Regions from separate parts of the Homo sapiens genome. Here region 2 is linked to region 1. The links are chromatin loops, found by intact Hi-C in ENCODE. Cell type or tissue: IMR-90. All regions are shown on one strand. Each heading gives the region's core, and the rest is flanking DNA. Links, peaks and the distances in the headings are about the cores only. Region 1 has its middle 13 kb from the start of KCNIP1. Region 2 overlaps KCNIP1 (potassium voltage-gated channel interacting protein 1).

Region 1 (15,071 bases), core at 2,990-10,989:
CATATAGATCTTCAGAGGGCAGGGAAGTAGATATGAGTTTCAGGTCAAGCAGATCAGGCTTAAAGTCCCGGATTTGTTTTGTGACTTTGGGCAAGTTATTTGACCTTTGAGCCCCTCAATTTCCTCATGTTTGCAAGGAGAACAATCTCAGCAATGTCGTTGGAGGTCGCAGGGTGAGGCTGAAAGTGATCGTGATTACAAAAGTGCCTGACACAGGGTCTCCCTGGCTGGAACACAGTCCTGATTCAGAAAACACAAACTCCATGCCTCACTTTCCCCTTCCAGTTCCCTTTGCTTGGACCTTCTCCCCTACCTCCCCAGGAGGAAGAAAAGACCTTTGAATAGGACTTGGGTTTGGGAGGCAGCTCTCCCTGGCTGCATCCTTATGCATCAAGCATGGCCTCATCTGTCCCGGTTGATCATGTTCTGGAGGGAGCAGGACTGATGTAGACTGCAGCGGAAGCCGGGGAAGCCGGGGCACAGGCTCTGCCCTTCATGTCCTGATGGCTGCGCTGCCTGAGGATTCCCCCTGCACGCTTCTGCGCTGCCACAGTCTCCACCAGAGCTGAGATGAGTTCAGACAGAGTGCAGCCACCCACGCAGCTGGGACACTGGCGGTAAAGCCCTCCCAGTTACCCAGATCCTGCAAGGAGTGTGTGTGTGGTGAGGCGGGGGCAGGGGTAGTCAGGGAGAGGGGGAAGGATATTTCTGGAGACCAGGGAATTCATGGGTGCCAGCACTATGCTTGGCGCAAGGCAGATATTTCATGAATATTGATCAAATGGCTGTCTGGGGGTGGACAGAAGGGTGGATTGAAAGGGGACGGGTGGTTAGATGGATGGATTCAAATATGTTCTAACAAACTGTAAGTATCTGATAAAACCTGTGAACCTTTTCCCCCAGAGTTACCATGCTGCATGAACACATGCTCATGCTTGGTGTAGAATTTCAGACTCTCCCCAGTGAAACACAGCCTTGGACAGTTGGTGAAGAAACTTTGTCCTAAGGAGGAAAGGTTATGGTAAAGGATTTTATCCATTCATCCCTTAGCTGTGTGCCTTTAACTTCACTGATCCTCAGTTTCAACATCTATAAAATAGGTACAATAATTACGCCTATGTCTTAGGGTTGCTATGAGGATTAAATGAGTGGAAGCATTTAAGTGCTTTAGTGTGGTACCTGGGAGGTTGCAAGGCTCATGAAAAAGGCAGGTCATTAACATAATCACTAATCTTCATTCAATCATTCATTCACTCATTCATTCATTCACTCACAACTTTGTGAGGGCATCAAGTGAGTGCCTCCTGTTCATCACACCTGAGCAGGGCTCTGGGGCTCTCTGCAGAGGTTGATGCTCCCTGCATTAGGGAACTCACAGTCTCAGGGCACTTAGATAAACAAGTCACTATAACATCCCAGACTTCACCGAGATCCCTCTCTACCTCTGCTGCTGAGGGTCAAAGGCACCAAAGTCCTAGATACTCGGCAAGATCAGGGGTCTAGATCAGACTAGGAGGGTAAAGGTCATGGTGGAGAAATCAGGGTGGAGCTGGGTAGAAAGGGATGGGAGCTGGAAGGAGTGGAAGTGAGACTTGAGCAGAGCAGGGCTGAGGTGGGGTGAGAGTGGCCCTGGGCAACCGCATTTCCGGGCCACAGTGGTGAGGTTGAGGGTGGACGGGTGAGACTGAAATGACGGGGGCAGTGGAGACAGATGCTGTGGTTAGAATTCCTTGTCTTTCTAAAGTGTGTGCAAAACATGGATCCATAATCTCCTTGGGTAAATGTCCAGGAGTCAATGGTGTTTCCTCCCCTGCTTTAGTCTCCTGAGGTGATAGAATAATTGCATTAGCAGTGGTGACCTCTGTTTATGGAGTTCTTACTGTGTGCCATCACATGCCTGATCTCACTTAATCATTTCAATAGCCCCATAAGGAAAGACTCTCATTGTTTCCTGTTTTATAGATGAGGCAGCTAAGGCACAGAGAGGTTAAGCAACCTTCCTGAAGTCACAGTGAATAGATGGTGGAGCTGGCCTTGAACTCAGCTGGTCTGACTCCGGAGCTCACACTCTGCATGTAGCTCCAAGTCCTCCTGCTGCTCTTGCCACTGACTTCTAGCACTGTTTCTCTAGGGAGGCAGCAGTTCACTGGGGACTCAGAGATAGGAGAGATGGATGCACATGGGAGGGACAAGGGTCCCCAGCCCTTTGAGTGGTGGATGATGCTCCCACCCATCCTTTTAGTGCCTGGGGGCTGCAGCTGTGATTATCAGCCTGCCAGGGTGCACGCAGGGTCTTTCCCTCTTCGGCTCCTGCAGCCTGAAGACCCTGAGGAAGTGAGCAGGGAGGGGAGGAGGGAACAGTAACCCTGCCGCTGCCTGATGATTAGTAATCATGCCAGTGATGAGCCGATGAGCATGCCCCTGACCCTGCACGGCCCGCTGAACATGTCAGAGCTGGCTCCGGGCTCCCAGGATCTCCGCTCCCAGCATTGCTGCTGCTGCAATTGGAGCCTGAAAAAGGAAGAAACCCAGGAAGAGGGAAGGAGGAAGGAATGGGGGAGAAAAGAGTCTCAGCTGCCCTCGTGCTGAGGACTGACTCTGGGACAGGGCCTGCAAAAATGAGGCCACATACAACTGAGATATTAACCGGGGCTCCTTCTGTTATTTCCTGTGACCACACAACCTGCCGCACATTTGAGCTGCGGCATTCACTACCTGTGGCAGAGGTGGCACGGAAACAATGGTCACATCTTGGATTTTGAGATGAAAGGCCTGGAAGAATATGTGACTGGTTGGAGGGCAGGAGCAAGAGGGGTTTGCCCTTGTCCTCCACCTCAGGCAGAGTTCGAGGGTTGGTGGCCTGTTTGGCACTGAAACCCCAGACTTTGGCGGAATGTGGGAGCTGAGAGCAGACCCTGGCTTTTCCAAAGTGGAGCCTGGGAGAGTGAACACAGCCTAGGGTTCCCCTCTAAGGCCTGCCACCTCTGTGTGTAGCAGGAGCATTGCACAGCCACTGACTTGTGTGTCTTTTTCAGGCAGGGGTTCCTGACCTACCTCTCCTGGGCAAGTCCGGTAAGGAGAAGGGGAATCTTCCCCTGCACCCAACAGTGGTGCGGTCCAGGAAACCCTCCTAGAGCCTGGGAGGCCCCAGCTGCGACCTGAATGGCACAGTGACCACAGAATGCACAGGAAGCAGAACCTCTTGGGGTGCCTTTCTGTAGGAATGGTAGGGCTGCCCACCAGAGGTAGAGCCCACTTCAGGCTCCATGCTCCGTAAGCCCACCCCAAAACATTCAGGCAACACTGGGGATGGGGCATCCTGAACTGATTGAGGGTTCTCTGCCACTGAGAGGAATGGGAACTTGGAGTAGAAATTAAGTTCAGTGATTGAAGCAGTAAGCAAAGTAACTTTCTGGTACATCAGAGTGAGTTACCTGAAATTCTTAGCTATTCATAAAATGATCCTCACAATGCCACTGTGGCAGGTACTTCTCTTTTCTCCATTTTATAGACTAGCAAACTGAAGTTCAGAGGCATGGTGTAATTCGCCCAAGCCACAAAGCTTGAGTGATCTGTAGAGTCTGGGTTTGAACCCGATCTCTCTGCCTTCAAATTTAATGCTTTTATCCACTAAGGAAGGAAAGCAGATGGGAGCAGTGGAGGGAAGAGAAAGAACTGGGAGGAAACAGCAGTATTGGGAAGAAGAGGTGAGGGGACGGGGAGCCTGTCATCCTCCCTCCCAGGATGGAGTTGGTACTGGGTCAGAGAAGAGTGGCTGTGAAGAGCTTTGGTCTTGGTTTAGAGGACAACACAGGACGTACGCTGGTGGCCTGGCACATAGATGGCCAGGTGGAGGGAAAAGGATGAAGCAGCAGTTCCAAGAGCCGTGGCATTCGTGTAGCAATTATTACCTGGGCCCCCAAGAGCACCACCTTTCCTCCCAAGAGTGCCTGTGGGAACCTCTTCCTGAGAGGCCAGGCTGGCTCTCTTCTTCCCTCACTCTACATGGAAGATCCCTTTCCAGGCTGCCACAACACACTACCTTGACTAGAGCAGTCCTTCAAGCCGAGTTCTTTTTCTGTTGCTCCTTCTTGCATTGGGCTGGCCTGTATCAAGTGAAGGGGTTGGGCACTGTAGCTGGTGCTGGGGGGAGCTAATTGACAGTCCAGGGCACTCTTGCCCTAGGCTGGCATTTGCATGATCCATTAGTATTCGTGCCCACAGCTCAGGGCTGCTCTGGATGGAGGACACTATGCAGATGAGCATTGAGCAGGGTGTGCAATGAGAAATTGATGTGGTTTGCTGGGAATCAAGGCTACTGAGTGAGGAGACTGAGGAAGGCTGCAGACCTGAGACTGGGGCTTCTCACCTGGTTCCCACACTGCCAGTCCCTGGGGTATCTGCTGTCTGTGATGTATGGGCTCCCAGCCAGTCCCTCCAACAATTTAGCCAGCAGCCACCGGGCCCCTGCTCTGCCCCACCTGTCCTGCGATGGCACCAGGGAGGCAGTGAGAGATGAGGTGGGTATGGTTCTGGCCCTTAGAAAGCTCACAGTTCCGTGGAGAGAGAGTGGAGTATGCACTATTTGCAATCAACCAAGAGGTCACACCAGCTGAGAAGAGACATTTAATTAAACCTGGGGAAGGAAGAGTGGGGCATGGGGAGAGGGCCAGGCCAGGCTTCTCAAAAGAGGAGATGCTTGAGCAGGGTCCTGAAAGATGAATCAGAATTTGCCAGCCAAACACCACTCTTAACACATGACTTTGTTCAGTGTCCTCTTCCTTAACCAACTGCAGAGGAGTCACGGTCTACTTCACTCTCATAAGGGTGCCCTGGTGAGCTGACCAACAATGCTTCACTAACCCCATCTATGGGCTCACCAACCTGCAGCTGGAGGGACTTTGGAGAAAGCAGGTCCAGCCACCATGGTGACTTAACTCGATAATGCCTGTAATTCATGATTGAAATGAGCGACTGAGTCACCCAGAGCAATGGGATCTTCCTAAAGATCTCCAGGGATGGAACCTTCCTAGCTTCTATATGCAACCTATTCCAACTTCTACGCAGATCTAGGAAGTGCTTTCTAATATCTCATGAATTTCTGCTGAACTGAAAAGCATTGACTCTTACTACTCCAGGAAGAAGGGCATGGAATACCTCATCTGAGAACCCATTGTGCAAGCTGCCAGAGCCACACAAAGCCCTGAGTGTCCTCAGTTCAGCATCAGGGTGGGATGGGGGAGCTCGCATTTGGTGGGGGATACAGATACAGATAGTAAACAAAACTTTCTACCACAGAAACCAAGTGGGCGGGACTGGTGGAGGGCTAAGGGATTTGACCTGCACCTCAGGCTCTGATTCTGACTGTGCCCATCTGTGGTGTCATAGAAAGGGGCCGGGGGAGGTGGCTTACGCCTGTAATCCCAGCACTTTGGGAGGTCAAGGTGGTTGGATCATGAGGTCAGGGAATCAATACCATCCTGGCCAGCATGGTGAAACCCCGTCTCTACTAAAAATACAAAAATTAGCCAGGCATGGTGGTGGGCACCTGTAGTCCCAGCTACTTGGGAGGCTGAGGCAGGAGAATCACTTGAACCTGGGAGGCAGATGTTGTGCCACTGCACTCCAGCCTGGGTGACAGAGTGAGACTCCGTCTCAAAAAATAAATAAATAAATAAATAAATAGATAGATATTTGGTCTCTGTCTCCCATTCCTAGCACAAAGCCCCTAAAACCCTTGGAGTTTCCCGAGTGATGAGGGTATAGGAGCATCTTTTGTTCCAGTGAGGTGACTCTTGGTGAGCCTTTGATAGCTTCAGGATTGGGCTGGTCACCAAAAAGACCAAGCCTTGACTGGAAGCTTGAGACTTTCAGCCCCATCCCCAACTTCTGGAGAGAAGGAAGAGGCTGGAGATTGAGTCAGTCACCATTGGCCAATAATTTGATCAATCATGCTTATGTAATTGAACCTCCATAAAAACCCCTAAGCACCAAGATTTGGAGAGCTTCCCTGTTGGAGAACGCGTCCAAGTGCTGGGAGAAAGGCATGCCTGGAGAGGGCATAGAAACTCGATGCCTCATCCCCCAACCCCATATCTTGCCTGATTCAGTCATTTCATTTGGCTGTTTCTGAGTTGCATCCTTGAAAACAAACCAGTAAACATAAGTAAAGTGTGTTCCTGAGTTCTGTGAGCTTCTTTAGCAAATTATTAGACCTGAGGAAGGAGTCTTAGGAATCCTTGACTTATAGCTGGTTGGTCAGAAGTACAGGGGGTCTGAGACTGGCCACTGGTGTCTGAAGTGGGGGCAGTTTTGTGGGACGAGGCCTTTAACCTGTGGGGCCTCTGCTAACTCTGGATAGTTAGTGTCAGAACTGGATTGAATTGTTGGGTACCCAGAACTGGTGTCCGAGAACTGGAGAAAAGTCGGCGTGAGCAAGAAAAGAGAACTACTCAACATTATTATGAAAACTCAGAAAGAGTCTCCCCAGAAAACAAGGGCTCCTCTAGAGTTTTACTACTGGAAGTCAGAGGGCCTTTATATGCCATCGAGCTGGGCCCTATTTTCACAGACGGCCCACGGAGGGGCGAAGTCTGTTTAGCAAAGCACAGAGAGACAGTGACAGAGCTGGGACTGCAACTCAGGGCTCTGGAAAGTTTCCGGCATATTTAAAATTCCCTGAGTTTGCTGTAACTGCCAAGACCTCCCCTGTAGGTCTAGATGCACATTTACTCTTGGCTTCCTGTGAGGCACAAATGAGCACAGGAAAAGGCCTCTGTCCAAAAATGTTCCTTCTTCCCCTTTACTAAATGCCCTTAAGATGACGTAATATCACATGAAGCTTAAACCACAAATATCTGGAGGAAGTTGGCACTGACCTGGAATTCAGACTGAAGTATAAATGACTGATATTATACTGTGAGCCAGATTTGCTAGGTAAGTGATGAGGAGGAAATATGAGCACTGGAGATTTGAATCCTGTTAGAGGGGTGGGAGATGTGGGCGGGGAGAGTAGCCTGAGGCCTTCAGTACATCACCGAAGCAGGTGTATGTGTTTAAAAATAGTATGAGTCCTGGCTGGGAAAGTCTGCACTAGGTAACCTTGTTTTCACTTCTGCTAGAATGCTACTTTGTGTGGTGCATTCATTCATTCATTCTTCATTCATTCTTCATTCATTCATTCATTCATCTACCATTGATATTCACTGCACTCCTGCCTGTGCCTGCCCCTGTTGCAGTTTCCAGGATACACTGGTGACCAAGATAACATTTTCTCTGCTTCATTCTCAGAGGGAGGGGAGGTCCGGACTGACAGTGATAGGTAAGCAAACAAACGAATCAGATCATGTCTGATGATAGCAGGACTCTACACTTGATCTTAGCCAAAAACCAAGAGGTGATGGTGATGTAGCACCCTAAACACAGTGGAAGGGCCAACTGTATTAGGGCTGAAGGGATCAGCCTGAGAAAGAAGGCCTTACAAGAAAAGGAGACTGATTGTGAAATTTGAATGACAGAAGTTACTTGTGTTTAGGATTTGGGGCGAGAGAACTTGAGGTAAAAGAAACAGCAAGGCCTACAGCCTCACAGAGTGGGCTGGGTGTGCTCAAGGTGCAGAGAGAAGGGGATGGGGCTGGGCCTAGGGAGCTTGGGGAGAGGTTGGAGAGGAGACAGAGGCCAGATTACAGCGGGCCTGTGGTGCTCCGTGAGGAGTGTGGATTTTATAAGCAGAGTAGTGAGAAGTCATGTGAGATTTTTTAATAACCTTTTCTTTTGAAAGGATTATAGACTCACAGAAAATTCCCATAATAATACTGAGAGGCCCTTGCACCCTTCACCCAGTTTCCCCCAGTGGTAACATCTTAGGGAACCACAGGACAATGTCAAAGTCAAAAAACTGACATTGGCATGGTCCACACACCTTGCTTGGATCTAACCAGTTTTATATGCACTCTTATGGGTGTGTGTATGTGTGTAGTTCTGTGTCATTTTATCACACACATAGATTTGTGTAAACACCACAGTCAAGATACCAACTGTTTCATCACCACGGGGGGCTCCCTTGTGCTTCTCAATTGTAGTTGCCCTACCCCCAGCCCGTCAATGTGGGAGAATTTCACACAGTGAAAGCAAGGGTGAGAGCAGTCAGCTGGGTCAGGGACATGGCCTATCCAACTTTGGATGTCCCAGAGGCCTTAGAACAAAGTAGGTTCACCATGAATACAGATGATTTTGAATGCCTTCACTTTGCAGGGGAGGAGCATGAACAGAGAGTTTAAACAACTCAGTCATGGTCACACAGCGCTTCTCATGGCTTACTGAGTATCTCAATGTACATGCAGGTATTGGCTGGAAGGTAATGGAGAGAACCTGTTGCCCCCACCTTGAGCCCTCTCAGTCTCATTCACTGGGGTGGGGTGGAGATGAGTGTGCTGGGAGACTGGTGAATGTCCTTAACCCTCAAACCCTGGAGCTCATCTCCTTCTTGCAGCTGCCAGGCTCATTATTCCCTGCACATGGCAGATATCCCAGGGCCGCCTGCAGGCATGTGGGGCTTGGGGCAGTTGGAGGGCAGACCTGGGGGAGACCCTCAGTTCTCCAGTTTCTTTGCTAGGGACCCAGTGGCTAAGTTTACTTCATGAGGCTGGAAATAGGGCATAGGTTTTAGCCTCAGGCTTCATTCCCCAGGATAGCTCCCGTCAGTTGTAAAGGGGGTAACTTCTGCCCTGAGCCTCCATTTTTTCTCAAATTGTTCATGGGAGAGGAGTATGAGTGATTGCTACCTTTCAACTTCAAGACCAAGCACAGTTCTGGGTCCAGAATGCCTGCTGCAAATAACATCACAGTTGTATTTTGCGTGGTCTGCTCAGAACTGTCTGAAGGTGTGGGTGCACACCAGTGGGAGGAGGCAGGGGACCAAGAGAAGGGGGTCTAGCAATATGGAGAAAGAAGGAGAGAGGTCAGGGGTTGGGGCAGCCCTGGGGCCTTTCCAGGACACTGAGGGAGAGGAGAAGGGCCGGCCCTTGCCCAGGGGCCTCCTGCACGAGGCCCTTACCTGCAGGACAGCCCTGGCCAAAGTCTAGCGGCAACCAGACAGTCTCATTCCTTCTCTGCTGACAATGTGCAAATCTTGATTGCCTATAGCATGGCTTTCTCCTTCTCAAGGGAAATTTCTGTCTGTTTCTGCCAGCAGTCCTCCATCTTTTGGGGTAAGTGCCGAGGTGACAGATGGAGTCATCGTCCCCTACCTCTTCCTTCAGTGCCTGCAGCCTCCCAGGCTGCTCCATCACCATTCCGGGGCCATTGGGTCAGCCTCCCCGCCTGGCTGGTCTCCTGCCCTCTGGCCTCCGGGGGAGAAGGCACATCCTTCCTCTCTAACACTAATGAAATCTTCCTTCTGCTCAGAGCCCGAGTGGGCTCGGGGTCAGTACTCTTACCTGCTTGGCTCAGCTCTGCACTCTGGCTTGGTAATTACACCCCACACCTCACTGTAGTCAGGCCCCGGCTCAGCTTCTCTGCACCGTCACCGGGAATCTTAAAAAGTCCTCTCCAGGCTTCAGGGACTGTGGGTGTGTAAATTCTCTCCCTTCTCTGGGTCCTCTGCAGGCCTGGCATTTGCTCACGTGGATGCTCCCCCCAGCACACACACTCAAGACACCCTTCCCCGGGCTCTGTTCCATCTGGCTGAGTCCCAGTCCTTGCTCTTGGCTTCGCTCATGTCATGCGGCCTCTCCCCCAGGGAGCCTTCCTTGGTTTACTTTACAGTCTCTCTCTACCTTCTGAGACCAACATGTGGTGCCTGCTTGCTTCTCGGAGCTCTGAACACCCGCTGCTGGGAGCACTGGGCTTTGTACCTTGTAGATGCATACACTAAATTGTGAATGGATGAGCAGATGAACAAATGAATATGTAATTATGTGTCTATCCTCCTCCTCTGATGCTTAACCGTATGTTACTTTGTTTTGCTTTTTCACTGCTTCATAGAGAGTGATGATGGAAAACCCTTGAAGGAAGGACACTTTTCCTACATGTGACTACTCATTCATCACCCAGGCTCATCCAGCAGACCTCATCTGCACCAGGCATAAGGACACAAGGGAACTCATGAAGCATGCCTCTGCCCTTCGAGAAGCCCTAATCTCAAGGCTCTTGGCCCTTCCTGGGATCCTTTTGAAGATCTGATGAAACCCTGAACTCTCTTCCCGGAAACACAAGCACATCAAATGGTAAAAATATGGGGTAAGTGTCAAGAAGCCCTGAAATCATAATTTAAGAACTGCTGGTTTGGTGAGAAAGAGAAGCAAGTTGATTAGGCAATTTTAATATCTTTTGCTAAAGGCTATTCCAGGAGGCACCATCAGCTTATATTGGGGGTTCACAGAAAATAAAGTGATTGACTCAGTTTGAGGTGGGACAGGGTGCTTCTAGTAGGTGGGATCAAGGAAGATATTTCAGAAGGGCTAACTCTTGAGGAATGAGTGGAAATTTATGAGGCAGTCAAAGGGAGGCAAGGAGGAAGGTGAACCAGCATGAACAACATGCAGACCAATGTGTTTATTGGTTGCCAGGAGCTGGGAGGAGTCAGGGTTTTTTTTCTGGGGCAAGAAAAATGTACTGTGACTGGGCCGTGCGCAGTGGTTCATGCCTGTAATCCCAGCACTTTGGGAGGCCAGGGTAGGTGGATACCTTGAGCCCAGGAGTTCGAGACCAGCCTGGGTAACATGGCCCCTGTCTCTACAAAAAATACAAAAATTAGCTGGATTTGGTGGCATGCGCCTGTGGTTCCAGCTACTCGAGGGGCTGAGGTGGGAGGATTGCTTGAACTGAGGAGGTGGAGGTTATAGTGAGTTGAGATCACTTCACTGCACTCCAGCCTGGGTGACACAGCCAGACCCTGTCTTAAAAAAAAAAAAAAAAAAGTTCCGTGACTATATCGTGATGATGATGACCTTGTGAACATGCTAAAAACATGGAATTGTGCACTTTAGAAGGGTTCATTTTATGCTACGGTATGTGAATTGTGTCGGTTAATTTTGCGTGTCAACTTGCCTAGGCCATAGTACCCAGTTGTTTGGTCAAACACCAGTCTAGATGTTGCTGTGAAGGCAATTTTTTCAAAGAAATTAACATTTAAAGCAGGAGTCTTTGAAGAAAGTGGATTACTCTCCATAATATGGGTAAACTTCATTGAGTCAGCTGAAGGCCTTCAGGGAAAAAGACTGAGGTCTCTCCCAGGAAGAAACAATTCTGCCTGCAACTTTTCCCTAGGCTTCTTGCCCTGCCAATTTTGAATTTCCCTTGACTACTTGCCCTGCCGATTTTGAATTTGCCAGCCCCTACAATCATGTAGGCCAATTCCTTAAAGGAAATCTCTTTCTCTCTCTAGATATATAGATATGTCTGTGTGTGTGCATGTGTGTAATATATAATAATGTGTATAATATATATACACACACATCCTGTTGGTTCTGTTTCTCTGGAGAACCCTGACTAATACATGAATTATACTTCAACTTAGAAATGTTCATTAATGAGGGATTAAATAAATTATAGTGAGACCATAAAAGACAAGTACACAGGCGTGTACCAGTGTGGTGTGCTCAGGGTGGCAGGTACAGGCTGGGGAGGAAAGAAAGCTGGCTGGGGCAGGCAGGGCCCAGACAATGGCTAACCTTGACTATCAAGCTGTGGCCCTCTCTTGCCTGCAGGATAGCAAATCTTAGTTGGGTTATTTTTGATTGCAAAAACCAGAAACTGACTCTGGCTGAAGAAGCTATGAGAAGGGTATGGGGCTCACACACCCAGAAAATGCTTAAGAACCAAATCCAGAAACTGGCAGGAGCCAGGGAAATCCCAGAAATCTTGGCAGCAGGAACTCATTACTTGGATTTCTTAAGGATAAATCAGTTGCCACCACTTTTTGTTCTTGATTCCTCTGGTCAAAATGCAGGATCTCAGGAAAGACAATGTGATTGGTCACATGTGAGTCCACGTGCCCAACCCTTGCACCGGAGTGCAAGGCAGAACCCCTTGTTTGAAATTTCTGCCAGTTGGGTGGTGTCTGCGGCTGCTGCTGGGAAAATGGGGAGTAGAGGCTTGCAGGTAGATCAGCTGGAATACATGGCACAGGTGACACTGGAATCCCTGACCTGCTAATGAATGAAAACAGGGCCTGATGTCCACTGAGTTGAGCAACAGGGCCTTTGTTACTGCAAGGACGTTGTCCCCACCTCCGGCTGTGTTAGGATCACAGAACACCTGTCACCAGGGAACAGAGCTTTTTCGCAGGTCCCTGATGTTTGTAGCTGTGTGACCTTAGTCAACACGCTCAGCCTCTCTGAAATGCAACATCTGGGGGAAAAAATGAAAGAAAAATGAAGCAAAAAGAAGAAGAAGAAGAAGGAGGAGGAGGAAGAGGAGAAAGGTAATGTCCTCATCTGTTTGGGACAGGCCATTTTACGCACCTTCTGGGCTTCTTAGGACGATAAAATGAGAAAACGCGTGGGGTGACGTCTGGCCCAGCGTCTGATGATTCAAATGCTCTGTCCCTCCAGTCTTGATGATGCTGAGTCTAGAGGAAGGGCAAAAGCAGCCTTTTCCAGTCTGTTTTCAATTAGTTTGAGCCCAGCTGGGGCTGGGGCTGGGGCTGGGGGTCCTTGGGCTGGGCTGGGTTGATCTTTCCTTGGGCTCCCTATTTTCTCCTCCTCCTTCCTGTGCCAGGCCCAGAGGCAGCCTGGAGGCCTTGGCCTTCCTCTGAGATCATGTCATCAGCAGCCCCTCTCCCTGGCCCCTTTGGGAAGGGAAGTGAAGCTCAGCCCTGAGAGGCGGAGGGTGGGCCTGGTGGAGACTCAGAGCTGCCCTAGCTCCCTTGATGATTCCTGGAGGCACTTCGCAGAATAGGGTTTATGAATCCTCATGACCCTGAAGGTGGGCCATGTGTCTGTGTGTGAGTCTAGGCATGCTGTTGACTCACAGGGCTCAGCTCTGGGCCACCAGCCACCCTCCCCGTCCACACCCTGGGCCCAGAGCTGGGCTCTGTGGGCTTGAGTTTGGGATGTGGAGAGGTGTGGTGAAGGAAGGAGCAAAGGTTTTATCCTTAAGAAATCCAGCTGAGGGAGGGAGGATGGGACTCCCTTCCAGGCCCAAGACCAGAGGCCCAGGCCAGGCCAGGGTTGTGTAGGGGGATGAAAGACCTAGATCTGGCTGGGTGCGGTGGCTTACACCTATAATCCTGGCACTTTGAGAGGCCGAGGCAGGCAGATCACCTGAGGTCGGGAGCTTGAGACTAGCCTGACCAACATGGAGAAATCCCGTCTCTACTAAAAATACAAAATTAGCCGGGCGTGGTGGCGCATGACTGTAATCGCAGCTACTCAGGAGGCTGAGGCAAGAGAATTGCTTGAAACTAGGAGGCAGAGATTGCAGTGAGTGGAGATTGCGCCACTGCACTCCAGCCTGGGCAACAAGAGTGAAACTCCATCTCAAAAAAAAAAAAAAAGAAAAAAGAAAAAACAAAAAAAAGAAAGACCCAGCTCTGAGCCCACTGGGTGTGGCTACAGAGAGGGAGGGTGGCAAATGGAAGAAGATGTGGAGAGGGCAGATAAGTGAGCCAGAGACACGGAAGGAAGAAGGGAGAAGCAGAACGCAGAGAGAGGGTGGAAAGGTGGAGGAGGGTTTGAGAGGCAAAGGGCGAAAAGGAGCCTGGCTAAGAGAGATTTGGGAAAGGAAGAGAGGGAGAGGGAAAGAGGGAGGAGAGAGAGAAGGGGAGGGGGAAACGGGTAGAGAGAAGGACATGTTGAGAGGAGAAGAGAAAGAGAATGGCAACAGAAAGAGAAGAGGAAGAAAAGACGAATGGGTAGACAGAAACAGAACAGAGCAATGGAATGAAAAAAGGAGAGACAAGGTGGGGAGCACACAGCCTTGGAGGGAGAGAGGATGCCAGAGGGAGGCCCGGCAGCCACCAGGCTCTTTCCAGCTTCCCCAACGTGCGATGGAGGGCGTGCTGGCTGGGAGTCACCTGCCAGCCTCCTGGAGGGCCTGCACCTGATCAGCTTGTTTTCGCCATCTGAAGCTCTAAATGGTCTATTATCACAGAGAGAGCTCTTCACGTGTTTCCTCCCACCGCCGCCCCCGAGGAACACGTGCTGTATTTGTGAGGTGACTCATCTGGCTGCCACAACCTCTGGGATCCCAGGCAGAATGCACGTTAGGAGTTCACCTTCAATTGGCCACAGGGCGGAGGAGACGAGGCCTCAGTGGGGAGAGGGTGTGGAAGGAGCAACTTGGATGTGCCAGTCTTCTATCCTGTGGGGGTCGGGCTGATGCAGATGGCCAGCGGGATGCTCTGTGGGGGGATGGCATGATGTGAGTGCCCCCTGCTCCCTGGTGCCTTTTTTAGGCTGCCAGTCTCACCGAGGGACCTGAGAACTTGTCTAAGAAATTCCTGTTTCTCTTGGCAGCAAAGTGATGAGGTGGAGAATGGACACTCTCTCTCCCTTCTGGCCACAACTCAATTCCCCCAGGCTGTCTAAGTGCATCCTACTTCTCCTTTGTCACATTCATCAGTCATCACGTCACACTCATTGTGAAGTATTCTCATTATCATTGCGTCTTGCATGCCAGTAGACTGAAAGCTCCCTGACTGCAGAATGAACCAACGAATGAACCTATTTGCACCTATTTGGGAATCTACTTGCACCTATTTGGGAATCTACAGATGCTGCGTTTTTATCCCATGGAGGTATTTTTGACAACCATAAGGAAGGTGAAGTTCAGAGACAGGCAGCCACTAACTTGCAGGATACAGCTGTAAAGATGAGTGGGGGATTTAACCAACCCAAATGTGACTGATTGTAGAGTTGTCCCAACCATCTGGAACCTTGCGGCCCCACACAGATCACCATTGACATGCATTACCCAAGTTATGGAGTGATTGGTACTCTCTTCTTGCATGTTAACCCAATACAACCAGCCAGATATCCTTAAAGAAAAAGAAGCGAGAGGGGCTGTAGCAGACAGGAGATGTGGTCTTAAAATGGAGAGGATGGCTAGGTCCACTTTAAGGGGATTTA
Region 2 (15,071 bases), core at 4,534-12,533, 61 kb before region 1:
GCTGGTGGTCCCAGCAGGGCTGGCAAGGCAGGGAGGAGGGCGGTCTCATCTGAGGATGCAGGGGCCAGCCAAGCAGAGCGGGGACTTTCTAATTGACATTTAAATGTCAGTGCGCCACATTAAATGTTATGGGTGTTTCATCTCAGCCCTCGAAGGAGCATAAACACATCTCCAGCTCCTTTATCACTGCCCACATTAATTACAGATGCCCTTTGGTAAGTGGAAACAAACCCACAGCACAGCCACGCACCAGCCAGGAGGCTGGGCTCCTGCCCGTTGGATGGCACGGATGCCCTCCTTGTCCACAATGCCTTGCCTGGCCTCTGGGCCCCAGAGGGGACTCCTTCTTGTGAGAAGAATAGGCAGTTAGAGAGAGATTAGAGAGAAGCCTGTAGTGAGGGAGAATCTGGGGAGGAAGGAGTGGGAGAGGAGAAGGAAATGGAGGGGAAGAAAAAACCCCACAGAGAGAAGAGCATCTGGGGCGGGGGGAACCAGGGTGGAGGTGAGAGACAGTATAGGACAGAAGCAGAAAGACATGACAAAGAAAGGCAGAGGAGACAGAAAGAGACACAAACATACATAGAGGGGACAGAGGGAGATGAACAGAGAGGAAGAGAGACAGAGGCTGAGAAGCGCCAACCTGTAAACTCAAATGTTTCTTTCTAGATAGGTCTGGAAACTTGAATCTCTGGAATATGCAAAATGCCCCCTTCACCACCAAGAAAGGACCATCCTGGTCCCTGATCCCCGGGGGCACAACACTGCTGTGTGACAGGGGCATGACAGCTCCCATGAAGGAGTCCAGAACCGAGACCTGTGGAGAGAACATGAGATGCCCAAGGTCACGAGGTGAGAGGCTCAAGGTCACAGAGTCCATCATAAGACTCAGATCTTATATTTTCTGGGGCTTTGCCAGGGCTGCCTGTCAAGACATTCTGGCTGTGTTCCTCCAGCAGATCTGAAACCTGACCCAATGCATGTATGCTCTCAGCCAAGAGCCAGCCCAGGTAACAGGTGCTGGGCATGTACGTCTCGCTGGCTCAAGTCATAAGAAAACCAACAAGAATGCTCTCGTGTGCTTTCTGCTGGAAGCCCAGAGGCTGAGAGGAGGAGCTGGAAGACAGGTGGTAGGCTGGTTTAATGAGCTCTGTCCTGCCCCACACTGCCCAGAAAACTGGCTCTTCCTGAGAGGTCCCCAGGTGCCACTCAGTGGTAGCTCCTGAGAAGGTTTAGGAAGCATCTACATTGCACAGCATAATACTGAACATCATCTATGAATCCCCTAGCCCCAAACTTAAGAAGCAGGATAATTACCAAGTAGTTGAATTTCCCCTGGGAGACACAGCCTTATGTATGTGGATGAGGAATAAGCAGGAGGAAATTTGGGAGAGTGAGAAATGTGGTCAAGGTGTTGAAATGGTGACCAAGACGCTGTCTAAGGTTCAGGCTGAGGAGCCTGCAGCTTTGAGTTCTTGCTTGGTTGTGGGCATCTGCCTACCTTGAGGCAGCTTTATTCAGACCCCTGACACATCAGGTTAACAGCATCACCATTGCCAGGCAGTTAACATTTACCAATGCCCTCTCAGAGCCTGGCCAAGAATGCAGAGGATGTAGAGGTGAAATGTCCAGAGGGTGTTTTTCAAGGAACCCAGCCTAGAGGGGAGAACTGAGAGTAAACAGATCCCACAGCACACAATACCCCAAACAATAGAAGAGGGGTACGTATGAAGGACCCAAACATAAGACTCAGCCTGGAGCAGTTGAAGTTTAACAGAGGAGGGGATTTTTGTGCTGGACTTTGAAGGATGAATAGGAGTGTGCTTAGAGGACAAAGGGAGGGTGGGCCCATCCCAAGTAGTAGATAGAAAAGGCATGAAGTTACAAAGTTTGAAGAACTGGGCATGTTTGCAAACAGTTCGTATGCTAGATACTGGGGAGGAAGCCAAAAATGAATAATACATGTTTCTGCTTTGTAGGCGATTTGACATAAATGGAAGTAACTAATTATGGGTTTATTGTGATAACTTACATAAGAATGATATACACAATGCCTTGGGACTAGAAAAGTAGAATTTTTGAAAAAATGCATTTATCTTTACCTCTATCAAGTTTTCTAGAGGAGTTTAGGTGGTAAGACAGAGGAATTAATTCAGTCTAGAGTGAAGGTGGATGCTGCCTTGAGGAGTGATGTTGAAACTGGGATTGGGAAGAGGATTTTCAACAGTAGTTCATACAGCTGCCAGATACAGATACTGTGTAGCCTAGAGTAGAACTGACTAAGAAATACTTGAGATGCCTGCCTCGGTTGGAAGAGAACAGAGAGAACATTATCTTTTTTTGATCCTCTTATTTCACAGGTGAAGAAACTGAGGCCCTGGGAGGTGATAGGGACTTGTTTGAAGCCACTCAGTTTACTAGGGGCTAAGAAGATATAGTCCCATATGTCAATTGGCAATTTCTGGGTTTTAAACAACTCTGGGGTTTATAAGCACTTTGTTTTATTGTATTAGATTTCTGTGTCACGGCTGATGCTCTTAAGGATTTCTGTTTGTGCTTTTCCAGTTCATTAAAACATAATAATAGACCGGGGGACCATTAAAGTTTAAATTCCCTGAATCAGCACTTGGCTGCCTCTTTTTGGGAAATGTACAGGTGGGTTGAACGGCAGCACCCAGGTCACTCCTGGCTGGTCCCAGGGGCTGCACAGCTGCTGGGATGCAGCTTCCAGAGAGCCCAGTAGGGTCACTGTGAGAGCGCTTCCATGATCTTAGATGGAGTCAGTGTCCACTCCCATTCCACCTCGATCTTTATCTACAAGGGAGCTTGGTGTCCCACCTGTTCAATGATGCGGCTGGAAGAAATTGTTTCCTTAGGTCACAACCAGTTTAAACCTTCTTTAAAAAATTAATTTTTTATTCTCTTAAATTATTTACTTTTGGAGACTGGGTCTCACTATGTTGCTCAGGCTGGTCTTGAACTTTTGGGCTCAAGCCATCCACTCACCTCGGCCTTCTATGTAGCTAGGATTACAGGCACTTGATGTAATTACGGGCTCAGTTTAAGCCTTCTGACCTTAGATGGCAAAAGCAGTTTAAATGATGAGATTCCTTGATCGTGGGTGGCACTTTACATTAAAGTTCATTGTCACATTACCTGGGGAGGGGAATGTGATGCTGCCATTTTATAGAAACTCAGGGAAGGAAGGGAGCTTGGCTAGGCCAGGGAAGGGCAGAACTGAGACTTGTCACCCAAATCCCGTCAAGTCCTCTCTCCTAAACCAGAATGCCAATAATTTCCTAGTAGACCACAGCCAGCCTCAGGGCTGAATATGGAAATAAGTGCCACCATAATAAAAGTAACAATTATTTAAGGCCCAGCAATGCGCCAGATGCTGTTCCAAGCACTCTACCTGTCTCCTGTCATTTAATCTTCAGAACAACCTTATGCTAGAAAACTCAAAGTAAGCCCACATTTCTCACTGTGGCTTCAAAGCTCTCTATGATTTGACCTCTAGCTACTTCTCAACCTCATTCCTACCCATCTTCTCCCTGTCCCTCCACTCCAGACACTCGGGCACTCTTCCTATTTCTCAAGCTTGTTCTCTCCTCAGGGCCTTTGTACAAACTGCTTCCTCTGCCTAGAAATGCTCTTCCCTGATGGTCATGTGGCTCAAATAGGATGTTGTCCACGAGGCCTTCCCTGCTCTCCACTGGCACTATCTGACCATCCTCTAACTGTTTGTCTTGGAGAGGATGGGACCCACACGATTCATTTCTGGGTGGTTGACCCCAAGCACAGAGCTTGGGACACAGCAGGAGGCTCAGCAAATGCTTACAGCAGGAGGCACATGAAGAATGCAGGGGGAGGCAGGAGAGAAGGAGGGAAGGGGAAGAAGGCATGAGGTACTGGAACCACTTCTCCAGGCCACACCTCTTTGAGATGACTTCGCAATGGACCCATCTTCAGGAGAGAAAGTTGTCTCAGTTTATCCATATTTATTCCAGAAAATAGCCACCATGCCTGGATACTGGCTAACATGTCTGAGCACTCACCATGTGCCAAGTCCTTTAAATGCATGAATTTGTTTCATCCTTTTGACAACTCCATAAGATGCATGCCTGTATTAGCCCTGTATTGCAGCTGAGAAGAGAGGCCCAGGGGTGTTGGGTCACTTTGCCAAGGCCACACAGTTAGTAAGTGGCAGAGCTGGGACTGGAGCATGGGAGAAGGCTTAGCTTCAGAGTCTGTGCACTTAATCTTCCACTCCACTGCTGAGGGAGGCTAAGGGACCTGTTCAAGGTCACACAGCCAGCATATGGAAATGGTGGGATATAAACTCAGGCCTGTCTGACTCCTAAGGCAGAACGCCCACACTGTCCTACCCAGGAAAGTTTTAACAGGCCACATCCACAATTGGAATCCAGGCTACAGACCAGCAAGAATTCCCTGATGTGGCAGCTAGAGCTGACTGCAGAATGAGGGTCTAGAAATACTCTGGTGCATTGAAGGTGGGGCCTCCCAAGTGCTCCTGTCTTTCCTAATCACAGCTAAGGTTCTGGAACAAACACCCAGGCCTCATTCACAAAATGAGCTATCTGCAGATGGGGCTGAATGGAGACCATCGGAAGAGACACTTTAGATTGTCAGAGCTGTGCAGCTGGCTCTAGCCTGCTTCCGGGCCCAGCTGCCACATCCCACCTCCTTCTTTCTTCCTCTCCCCATCCCTGTCCTTGTTCCTCTGCCCCTCTTCCCTGTTGACATCGGCTCCCACCCCCCACCTCCTGGAGAGGAGAATCCATGCAGAGAGAGCTGGGGTCCCTGACCAGAAAGGGAAGGGAAATGCAGACAACACCTAAAGGTGCTTACAAGGGCCTTCTGGGCCAAAGGGCACACAGTGCAGGACTCCAGGAATCTCCTGAGCCTGGCATCTCAGATGCATTCTTCCTTGCTATCACCCTCAAATCATTTCTTGCAGCTCCTCCAAGAAGAACTTGAGTTTGGGAACCCCTGGAACACAACCAGTAAGGAGGGTGGTTTTCTAGCACAGCGATTTTGACAAACTGTCAAGACCAACTGGCCTCACCCCTTGTTTGCTGTTTGACATGGGGGATGTGGTTTAATGAACCACAGCTTGCTCATCCATCAAATAGGGATAATAACACCTACTTCATAGGATCTTGAGAATGAAATGTACGGACGTGGTTCCTGTGCATAATCCCGTGCCTCGTACATATTTTGTGTTCACTAAACGGTTGAGTTGTTGTGATTGTCATTGTTGCAGTGGGCCAAAGGTTTTCCTAGCAGGCTGGTCTATTCTGGCCCACAGTGGGGCAGGAGGCTGGTTCAGAGGGTACCTGGAAGCCAGGCTGGGCTTGGGTGGTGTTTCCTTTGCATTCGCTTTCCTTGGCAATTTCCTCTCATTACCTTGTGTCCCTGTAGCCCTAGGTTTTCACGCCCCAAATTATAAGACAGTCTCAATAACCAGATACGTCACCATTCCCGAGGCTGCCTCGGTTTTCCCAGGGCTTTAAAATATGCCATCTCAGTTCATTTCATGAAGACTCTGTGGGACAGACAGGGACATCCCTGTTTGACAGATGAGGGTAACCTCCTTAAAGAAGTTTTGGGCAGCACAGCAAGGGAGAAAGCACTTGCTCCTGACATGGCCAGAACTTTCCAGCACCCACAAATTGTTTGGGGCAGAGCATGAGGGCATGTGTGCTCTCCCTGAGCCACAATGCTGTAAAGTAGGAAGGGAAGAAACCGTGGGGCCAGCTAGCTCTTGGTCGGAATTCTGAGGCCACTGCAACTGACTCTGCAGCTTCCTCACTTACAGCCTCAGTTTCCCTATTGGTAATATGGAATGATAACACTGACCTGGCAGTGCTATTGAGAAGATTAAATTCAATACCAAATGGGCACATGGTAGGTGCTCCATTCATGCTGGCTCCTGGAGGGGTAACTTCTGTCTTTTTGGAGGGCATGGTGCCCACCTCATTCCTTCTGCCCCCAAAGATCCTCCTTGGAAGCTATTTCCCATGTGCATGCAGCAAGCGCTCTGAAATCACCTCCACGATGCTGTCAAAAAGTAGGCTGAGCGCCCGCCTGCGATCTCCTGAGTAATGGCTGAGCTCAGTCTCGGTCTCGCTGGGGAACTGAGACAGGCAGTTGTTTAGTGGTGGAGCAACCAGGAGCCTGAGTACTCTTGTTCTGAGAAGATGGGGCTGGGAACGAACGTGATTCTGCTCCGCCTGCCAGCAATGAGGGATAATTACAGTGCTTGTCAAAATAAGATATGGAGATAGAGCCCATTCCTCGCCAGCCAGCTTCTCAAATCCCCTGGGACTTCCTGGTCTAATTAAATACCTGGTGCAAATGCTGGTGTCAGCGACATGTCTGGATTAAAAGCCCACCCTAAATGGAGCCAGGATGAGTGTATCCCCCCTTTCTTCCTAACAGGCTCTGGGTGGTGCAGAGCAAAGGGGTGGTGACGAGAAGGGGAGAAGAGGAGAGAGGGAAGGAGAGCATGACACATACAGGAAGAGAACCGATAAACAGAGTCAAAGGAGGCTCTGGCAGACGGATTACATGGAGCATAAAAAGAATTTCCCAACTGGGAAGCATGCCTGCAAAGACATTTGCTATCTTAAGAAAAATAAATCTCACATCCTCGAGTCTGGCCATGGCTGGTGAATCTCCACTTGGGGAAGGGCGGCTCAGCCCCAAATCTGGCTTCTAAGACTCTTCAGGTGCCTGAGATTCCGTCTGTCATCAAGCCATCTTCCCCCACTCTTCTGGCCTCAAGAGCTGCTCCCTCGCTTGCCATCCTGGCCCAATTTTATACACAGTCCCATCCTTTAATCCTCCTACAGAATGGCTGAGCCTGGCTGCAATGTTAGACAAGACTTAACTAAAATCCTGGAGTGACAACCAGAAAATAAACATCGAGCAAGTCTCGAATCCGGATAAGCTGGCATGCAAAATGTACCTTCCTCTCGGAGGCTCCAGGGAGCTTCTCATTCTTCTTAGTCTTCACCAACCCAGTCCCCATTCTGGGCCACCTGCTACTGATCCCAGACCTGGCATCTCAAACTAGTGCCCCCTGGGCTGGATTTCACCCTTAGATAATATTTTCTTTGGGATACACACGATTTTTAAAAAATTAAAAAAAAAAACTTTGCATGGCATCTGTCCATCCAGGTTCTTATGAAAAATCAGAAGAGCTGGCCATACAGGGCCACATTTCCACAGGCATGACCAACGGGAGCTGCTTTCCTTAGACAGGACATGTAAGCATGGACATTGTCACACCAGTCTAGGCCCTAGAGTGTGAGGGCAAGAGCCATGACATTGCCTTTCTGCCTTGTCCACCTGTATGTGCTAGATATTGAGTTGGATGTAAACATCTCACGGACTTTCTCATGTGAAGGATGAACCCGGGTCCACACACATCTATCCATCCGTTCACTCAACAATGTTACTGAGGACTTCCTCTGTACCAGGCACTGTGCTAAGCCTGGAGACAGAAGGTTAAACAAGATAGGCATCTGAGGTTCACCTCTTCACCCCAGGTTTCCTGTTTGAGGCCCTCTCCTTCTTACTTGTAAGGAATTGCAGCTAGGAATGAAAGGCCAGCCCTTCCTCTGAGGTGAGTCTTACCGTCGCAGACCCCAGGATGACAATTGTGCCACAGAACAGCTCACCCACACCTCTGGGCGTACAAGAGATGCTCCAGCCCGCTGAGGAGAGCTCTTTCCACTGTGCCAGCTCATGAACAACCGAGAGCAGGTGGTATCATGTACAGCCTAGAAGAACATGGATTCTGGGTCAGTCTGCCTAGATGTAAATGATGGCCAGTGCTACCTTGGAGAAGTTACTTTGCCTTTCTGGGCCTCAGTTTTCCTCATCCATGAAATGGGAATAATGATAGTTCTGACCTTCTGAAGTGGCTATGAAAATTAATATTGGTCAAGTGATTGAAAAGTAGTAAGGGTGTTATTTAAGGATATGATGAATAAATAAACAAGAACCAGGAATACACAGGTTTCGACACAGGGGTACAGGTCACATGATCTCCAGGCATCCTTCCCTGTTCAGGATTTTATGATTCGACAGAGGTGTCCCTCATGGGGCAGTTGTGAGGATTATCCAGAAAATGCCTGTGGTGTCTGGCCCAGAGTCTAGGTCACGGGAGGAGGTGCTGCTGGGGTTACGATTTTCCCCTCCTCTCTCCCCCAGGCACGGGCCGCAGCTTGCTGCTGAAGCCTGAGGCCTCTGCATAGCCTTGGGAGGAATTCCCTGCATATCAAGCAGCTGGGAGCTGAGGGTGATGTCATTCTTTGGGAGCCCTCCAAGGCTGGCTGCTGGGGTCCTGCGGGAGAGGAGGGCTGAGTCTCAGGGAGTCTAAGCTCTGGGCCCCACTCATCGTCAGCGTCAGCTGGCCTGGACAGCTCCTGACTGCCTTTCTGGGCCACGCTATCTCCTCCTACAGTTCCTGCCCTGCAGCACGGCTGAACTTGGGAAGCATCAATCGGAGCCTGTCAGTCCTGCGTAAGCCCTTCTAGTGGCCTCCAGTTGCACTCAGGATAGAATCCACTTCCTTCGCTGGCCCCAAAGGCCCTGTGCGGTCTAGCCCTTGCCTTTCCTACCACCCTCCCTTTCATTTCCTGCATTTCCTGTGGTCCAACCACAACCACCCTCACTCCCCTTCTCCCTGACTGGTCTGGAGCAGCCTTCCATCTTCCCCCTACCTGTTATGGAAGCCCGAACACAAACGCCACCTCCTTAGACAGTCTTCAAGGATTTCTGAATTTAAAGCAGCCCCTCACTCCTCCACACTCCCCTCCTCGTGGCCTCCTGCTTTCTTTCCTTTGGATCCCTTCTCGTTTCTCCAAATGATCTTACTGATCTGTTTACTTGGTCATTGTCTGACCCATGCCCACTGTCAGAGCAGCGGATCATGAATTCCATGAAAACGCAAACTGGTTCTGCTGTTTGGGTCAGCTCTTTATTCCCCAGCTCCCAGCCCTGTGCCTGGCCACAGACTTGCAACAAACATGTGTGGCCTCAATGTGTGAATAAATGAGTTCATTTATTTCAGACGCCAAGAGATGTGGCCTGGTCCTCCCAGGGCCCAGTGCTGTGTTGAGAGACCTGTGACAAATGGCTGTAATTTTTATAACTTCATGAAGACTGGGTAAAGGCAGCATCCTCGATCTACGCAGTAGGGGACTGGTCCTCCCTCCAGCCCATCGTGAACATCGGCATGAACACACACACACACACATTCTCTCTCACACTCACACACACATACGCACACAACACACGCTCACACACTCAAACACATACACACACTCAGACACACATGCACACTCACATTCATACGTGTACTCATACATACACACACTCACACACTCGTACACATTCATATACACACACACACTCAAACACACAGTCTCACACATGCACTAACACGTACACTCAAACATCACATACTCACATTCACACACATACTTGAACATACACACACTCACATTCATACACCTACACATACACACACACGCATATACACACTCAAACACATGCACTCATATACACAGTCACACGCCACACATACACACTCTCATCCACACTCTCACAACCACTCACAGTCACTCAAGCACACACACACATGCACACACACACACACACAGCTACCTTGGCAAGAACAAATGCTACTGTGTGGTGAAGGAAAGAGAATGACATTTGCTTTCAGACTCATCTGGATTCCAAACCTGGGGAAGCCCTGGCCCAGGACTGTCAAGAAAGGTGTGGGCAACACAGAACCTGGGAGAAGGGGGCTCTGGTCTGCATAGCTGTCACTCCATGGGGGTGCATTTACCCTGCACGTTTGCAACAGTTGCCCATGTGCCTTCAGTGTTCCACTCTGGGAGGGGGCTGGCAATGAACCGTAGGTCAGATGTGGTATGTTCCCTCACCACAGACTCAGATAATAACGTAATCTTAGAAGTGGTGAGGGTTATACAGATAAATGGAGAAAGCATTGCAGGAACCTAGGCAAAGGAACATTGCAGTGCATTCCAGGGTGAGATCAGCCAAAGCCCCAGAGAGGCTCTCACCATTGAGCTGGACCCTGAAGGATGAGTACATGTCTTGCTAAAAGACAAGAAGGAGAAAACACAAGTAGAGAAGAACACAAAAAAGGCATAAAAGTGTAAAAGTGCACGGAGTGAGTGAGTGCGCCTGTACCCAGACTTAAACTTTAGGAAGCTTACATTGGCACAGTGTGGAGACAGATTGGAAGAACACACACTGAAAGAAGGTAAATGAGATGAGGGGGCTGTTGAGAAAGGTTAAGCCCTGTTCCAAAGAAATTAAAGGATGAGCTTAAGAGTTAGTTACTTATGAAGTAGACTCACAGTTCTTGGTGGCCAATTGGCCATAGCATTGAGTGAAGGGAAGGAGTTGCAGATTAAACTCTATCATCATTGCCATCACCAATATCACCATCACCACCATTATCATCAACCTTGTCATCACCATTATTGTCATCATCATCACCATCATCATCATCATCAGTACTGTCATTATCATCATCACTGTTACCATCATTGTCATCACCATCATCATCACCAGTATTGTCATTGTCATCATCACTGTTACCATCATTGTCATCACCATCATCATCACCATCATTGTCATCACCATCATCATCATCATTGCCATCATCATCACCATCATCATCACCATCATTGTCATCACCATCATCATTATCACCATCATCATCATTGCCATCATCATCACCATCATCATCACCATCATTGTCATCACCATCATCATCACCATCATCATCATTGCCATCATCATCACCATCATAATCATCATCGTCATTCCTGTTAACATTCACTGGATTATGAATCAGGCACTTTTAGAGGGATTGTTTTGGGAGGAATTCTCAGATCAATAAGAGATTCTGCAAGCCTTAAAAACCACCCAGTTTCTTATCTAACAGTCTTTCCTAAACTTCCTTTCCTAGATAAACTTTTTTCTGTTCCAGAACCAAGTGTGTTTCTGCTTGGTCTTCTTTATGGTCCTCTTGAGGGGTACAGTTATGTCAATAAATTTTGCATCTCCCAGGCTGGATACAACAGCCAACTGCCCAGTCAACTTCCCAGCTCTGGGGCCTGTTCCACGGCTGTGATCCAACAATTTGAGGGGCAGCTGGATTCTAGGCACTTGCTACTTCTTTCTTAATGCCTCCACGACAGTCCAATGCTCCTACAAGCTCCATGAGACAGAACTATATCTTTTTTATTCACCGATGTATACTCAAAGTGGTAAGCACATAGTGGACTTTCAGCAAATATTTGTTGAATAAATCTTACTTTCTCTATAATCCACATTTAAATGTTCATTGACAGCATACAAATATCTGTGACAGTAGTGAATTCTACCCAAAAAATGAATTATTACTCCTCCAAGTTCCTTCTATTTCTGTGGTCACACATAATTTGAAAACACCGAGTCAAATAAAATTAAATAGGCTTCTTTATTGCAGGATTTCTTAGAGCCTTTAATGTCTAATATACTTCGTGAGTTTCCAAGAGAAGTTTCAAGCATATAATATTTCTTAAGCATATTTCAACATAAAGGACTTTTCATGGTCTAGTGTTTCAAGGAACATACTTTCAGAAACACTGTTAATGGGTTAAATCAAGTGTTCAATGGTTTCATCAACAGTAAACCTGCTATCATCATCCCAGATTTCCTTAATTATACTATTAATCTGGTTAAGAGACAGATGATAATTTTATCAATTAGTTGCATAAATGCCAGTTCCTTAAAACAGAGGAGGGGGGTTGAGGGATGGTGAATTACCTGTTGGGTACAATGTACACTATATGGATGATGGGTACACTAAAAGCCATGGCTTCATCACTGTGCAATACTTCCATATAACGAAACTGCACTTGCACCCTCAGAATCCATATTTTAAAAAAACGAAGGAGGTTTTCTCAGCCAAGAGCATTATCATGGCCTAGGACTGGAACTAACTTCTCTTTGCTTTAAAAAGAACTTAGGAATTTAATCCTTGAAACTCTGGATGAAAGTTTAGGTTAACCAAGGCTCATGTATAGCATACGCTTTTTCAGCCCAGGTGAGATTTTTTTTCATTAGAGTAAATATAGCTTCTTATGAGAGGATCCCAGGCTCCAGTGGACATGGAGTGAAGGCAGAAGAGCTTACTTTTGGGTGTTCAGAAGCCAAGCAGAGACCCCCATCCCTCACAGTGACCGTGAGGTCCCTAGTGTACTACTTGGCTTCTCCAGCCCCAGCCCCCATGCTACAGGTACCAGCATCAGGGTTCTCCCATCTAAAGAGGTTCAGGATGGCTTTAGCTGAGGGCAAACATGAATTCAGTGACTCCGAAAGCAGGGTGCTAGTGAATAGGTCCACTGCCTTTAAATAATTAGTTATACAAGAATTAATTATACACTGATGAGTCTCCTGGCCTCTGATGTTAACCACAAAATATGCTTAGAAACCCAGTAGGTAAAACCCAGGCCCTACCAAGTGGGAAGAGGTCCCAACATAAAACTTGAACCTCAAAGAGCTAGACCTTTAATACAAAGGTGAATGAGAAGTGAACTAACACAGAAAACCTGTCTGTCCTGACTTTGGTACTAGGAAGGTGGATGGGGAAGGAAGGAGCCTCATTTTCTTCAAGAATTTGTAACCATATGTGAGCTCTCACATGGGTTTGTGGTCTGAAAAACCTCAAATGAAAATTTTAATTGAAAATGAACTTGGGTTGTTACCTCTCTTGAGTTATTAAAAGGTGCAAACACAGTACTTTCCGGAGAAGTGAAATTTTAATTCATTCCTCTAATAATTATCAAGGATAAAGTTCTAAAGAATATTCACTGTCAACAATTGTAAAACACACAAGAAAACAAGGTACTGTGAGATAAGGCTTGCAGGAAAAAGAGATAGCAGAATCTGATTATTAAAGCTTCCGATATTAGAATTTTTATTAGCACAGAAAATGAGATGGCAAAATTTATATGCTTAATGAAATAAAAGAGGTTTGAACATTTCAGCAAGTAATAAGACACTATAAAAATGTCTTAGCAGATTTGAAAAATAACCATATAGAGCATCTAGAAATGAAAAATACATTAGTTCAAAATTTTAAGTGAGAAATGCAAATCAAAACCACAATGAGATACCATCTCACACCAGTTAGAATGGCTACTATTAAAAAGTCAAAAAATAACAGATGCTGGCGAGGTTGTGCAGAAAAAGGAGCGATGTTATACTGTTGGTGGGAGTGTAAATTAGTTCAAACATTGTGGAAGACAGCGTGGAGATTTCTCAAAAACCTAGAGACAGAAATACTATTCGACCCAGAAATCCCACTACTGGGTATATACCTAAAAGAATGGAAATTATTCTATTATAAAGACAGCTGCACGCGTATGTTCATTGTAGCACTATTCACAATAGCAGAGATATGGAATCAACCTAAATGTCCATCAGCAATAGACAGGATAAAGAAAATGAGGTATATATACACCATGAAATGCTATGCAGCCATTAAAAAGGGGATTATGTCCTTTGCAGGAACATGGATGGAGCTGGAGGCCATTATCCTTAGCAAACTAACACAGGAGCAGAAAACTGAATACCACATGTTCTCACTTATAAGTGTGAGCTAAATGATGAGAACACAAGGACACATAGATGGGAACAATGCATACTGGGGCCCACCAGAGGGTGGGAGGAGGGAGAGGATCAGGAAAAATAACTAATGGATACTAAGCTTAATATGTGGATGATGAAATAATCTGTTCAACAAACCCCCATGACACATATTTACCTATGCAACAAACCTGCACATCCTGCACATGTACCCCTAAACTTAAAATAAAAGTTAAAAAAAGGAAATTTTAAGTCACAATGGACAGATATAGATGGAGCAAAGAACTAAGGAGACAATTAGTAAACTCTTAGATAGTTATAAATAAAACAAGCTAGAGAGACAAAGATGGAAATAATGGAAGACGATGATAAGATGTGGAAGAACAATTCCAGAAGATGAAAGTAACATCACAACCTGTGACGGAGAAATATTAAAAGTAGTTAGAGAGAAAAGTTAGACCATCTACAAATAAATAGCAATTAGGCTAACATCTGTCTTCTCAACAATAACAATGAAAGCCAGAGGCAGAGGAATGATATTTTCCATGTGTCAAGAGGAAACAATTGACCAACTGTAAATGAATACTTAGTGAAATTACATTTCAAGAATGAGAGCAAACAAATTTTTTATGTTTGAATAAATAAAACAGGTCCTCACAGAGGAAATTCTAAAAGATGTGGCTTAGTCAGAAGGAAAATTAGCACAGATAGAAAGTCAGAGATTCAAAAAGGAATACAAAGCAAATATGTGATTAACTCTAAATTAATATTTATGTGCGAGTGACTCTAAATATTGCTGTATATATTAATAATAATAATGTCTAATTTGTTGACTTAAAAATAACAAGATAAGGTATTGCTTCCAGGTAAGATGTAGTAGATTGTGGCAGGCTGACTCCCCTACTGCAACAACTATTAAGAAAAAAAAAGAAAAGCCGCAAAAATAGAAAATTTGAAGACATCAGAAAGCTGTGGAAATGAGGACAAAGTGGGTCCTCTGTAGGCTGATAACTCCTGACAGTTTTCTTCCCTGTGGGCAACTGCTGATTCTGGACGTGGGTTGAGGACTGGCATTGGCCCAAGCAGAGGTTGTCTACTGGAGAAAGCAGAAACCAAGCAGCACTTTTGGCAGTTGTGCAGGGCTGGCATGATGGATTGGAAACAAGAGAAGCCTGAAATATAAGAAGCCAAGTGACTGTTGGCTTTAACGCATAGGACACTGCTAAGTGCTCTATGCAGCTCAGGTGGCTGGGAAATGAGGATGGAAGGTTGGAATGAAATTTCTGCTAAACTCACGGGACTTAGGAGACAACATTCCATGAGAGAGAGAAAGGGCCTGACATAAATCCCTGTTTTTCCCCTCAAGATAT

Evidence for each region. Peaks named below come from ENCODE experiments on the same cell type or tissue, not always from the same donor. Only the 100,000 strongest peaks of a DNase experiment are listed, where the experiment ranks them.
Region 2: a loop joins it to region 1, with 3.0 times the contacts of the local background. A loop is called at or near these places in 2 of 110 quality-filtered maps.

What each region holds. Positions count from the first base shown.
Region 1 is chr5:170,483,370-170,498,440 of GRCh38, reverse strand. It overlaps a transcript of KCNIP1 not described here. Among named protein-coding and RNA genes, the nearest start is that of KCNIP1, 13 kb to the left of the region's middle. RefSeq lists a silencer at 11,989-12,155 and an enhancer at 12,971-13,471. In IMR-90, for the core only: no CTCF peak of the experiment used is centred there; a DNase peak (open chromatin) is centred at 6,800.
Region 2 is chr5:170,546,239-170,561,309 of GRCh38, reverse strand. All of the region lies in intron 1 of KCNIP1 (potassium voltage-gated channel interacting protein 1), which reads right to left. Among named protein-coding and RNA genes, the nearest start is that of KCNIP1, 50 kb to the right of the region's middle. RefSeq lists a silencer at 7,459-7,659 and an enhancer at 8,436-9,005. In IMR-90, for the core only: no CTCF peak of the experiment used is centred there; DNase peaks (open chromatin) are centred at 6,579 and 8,369.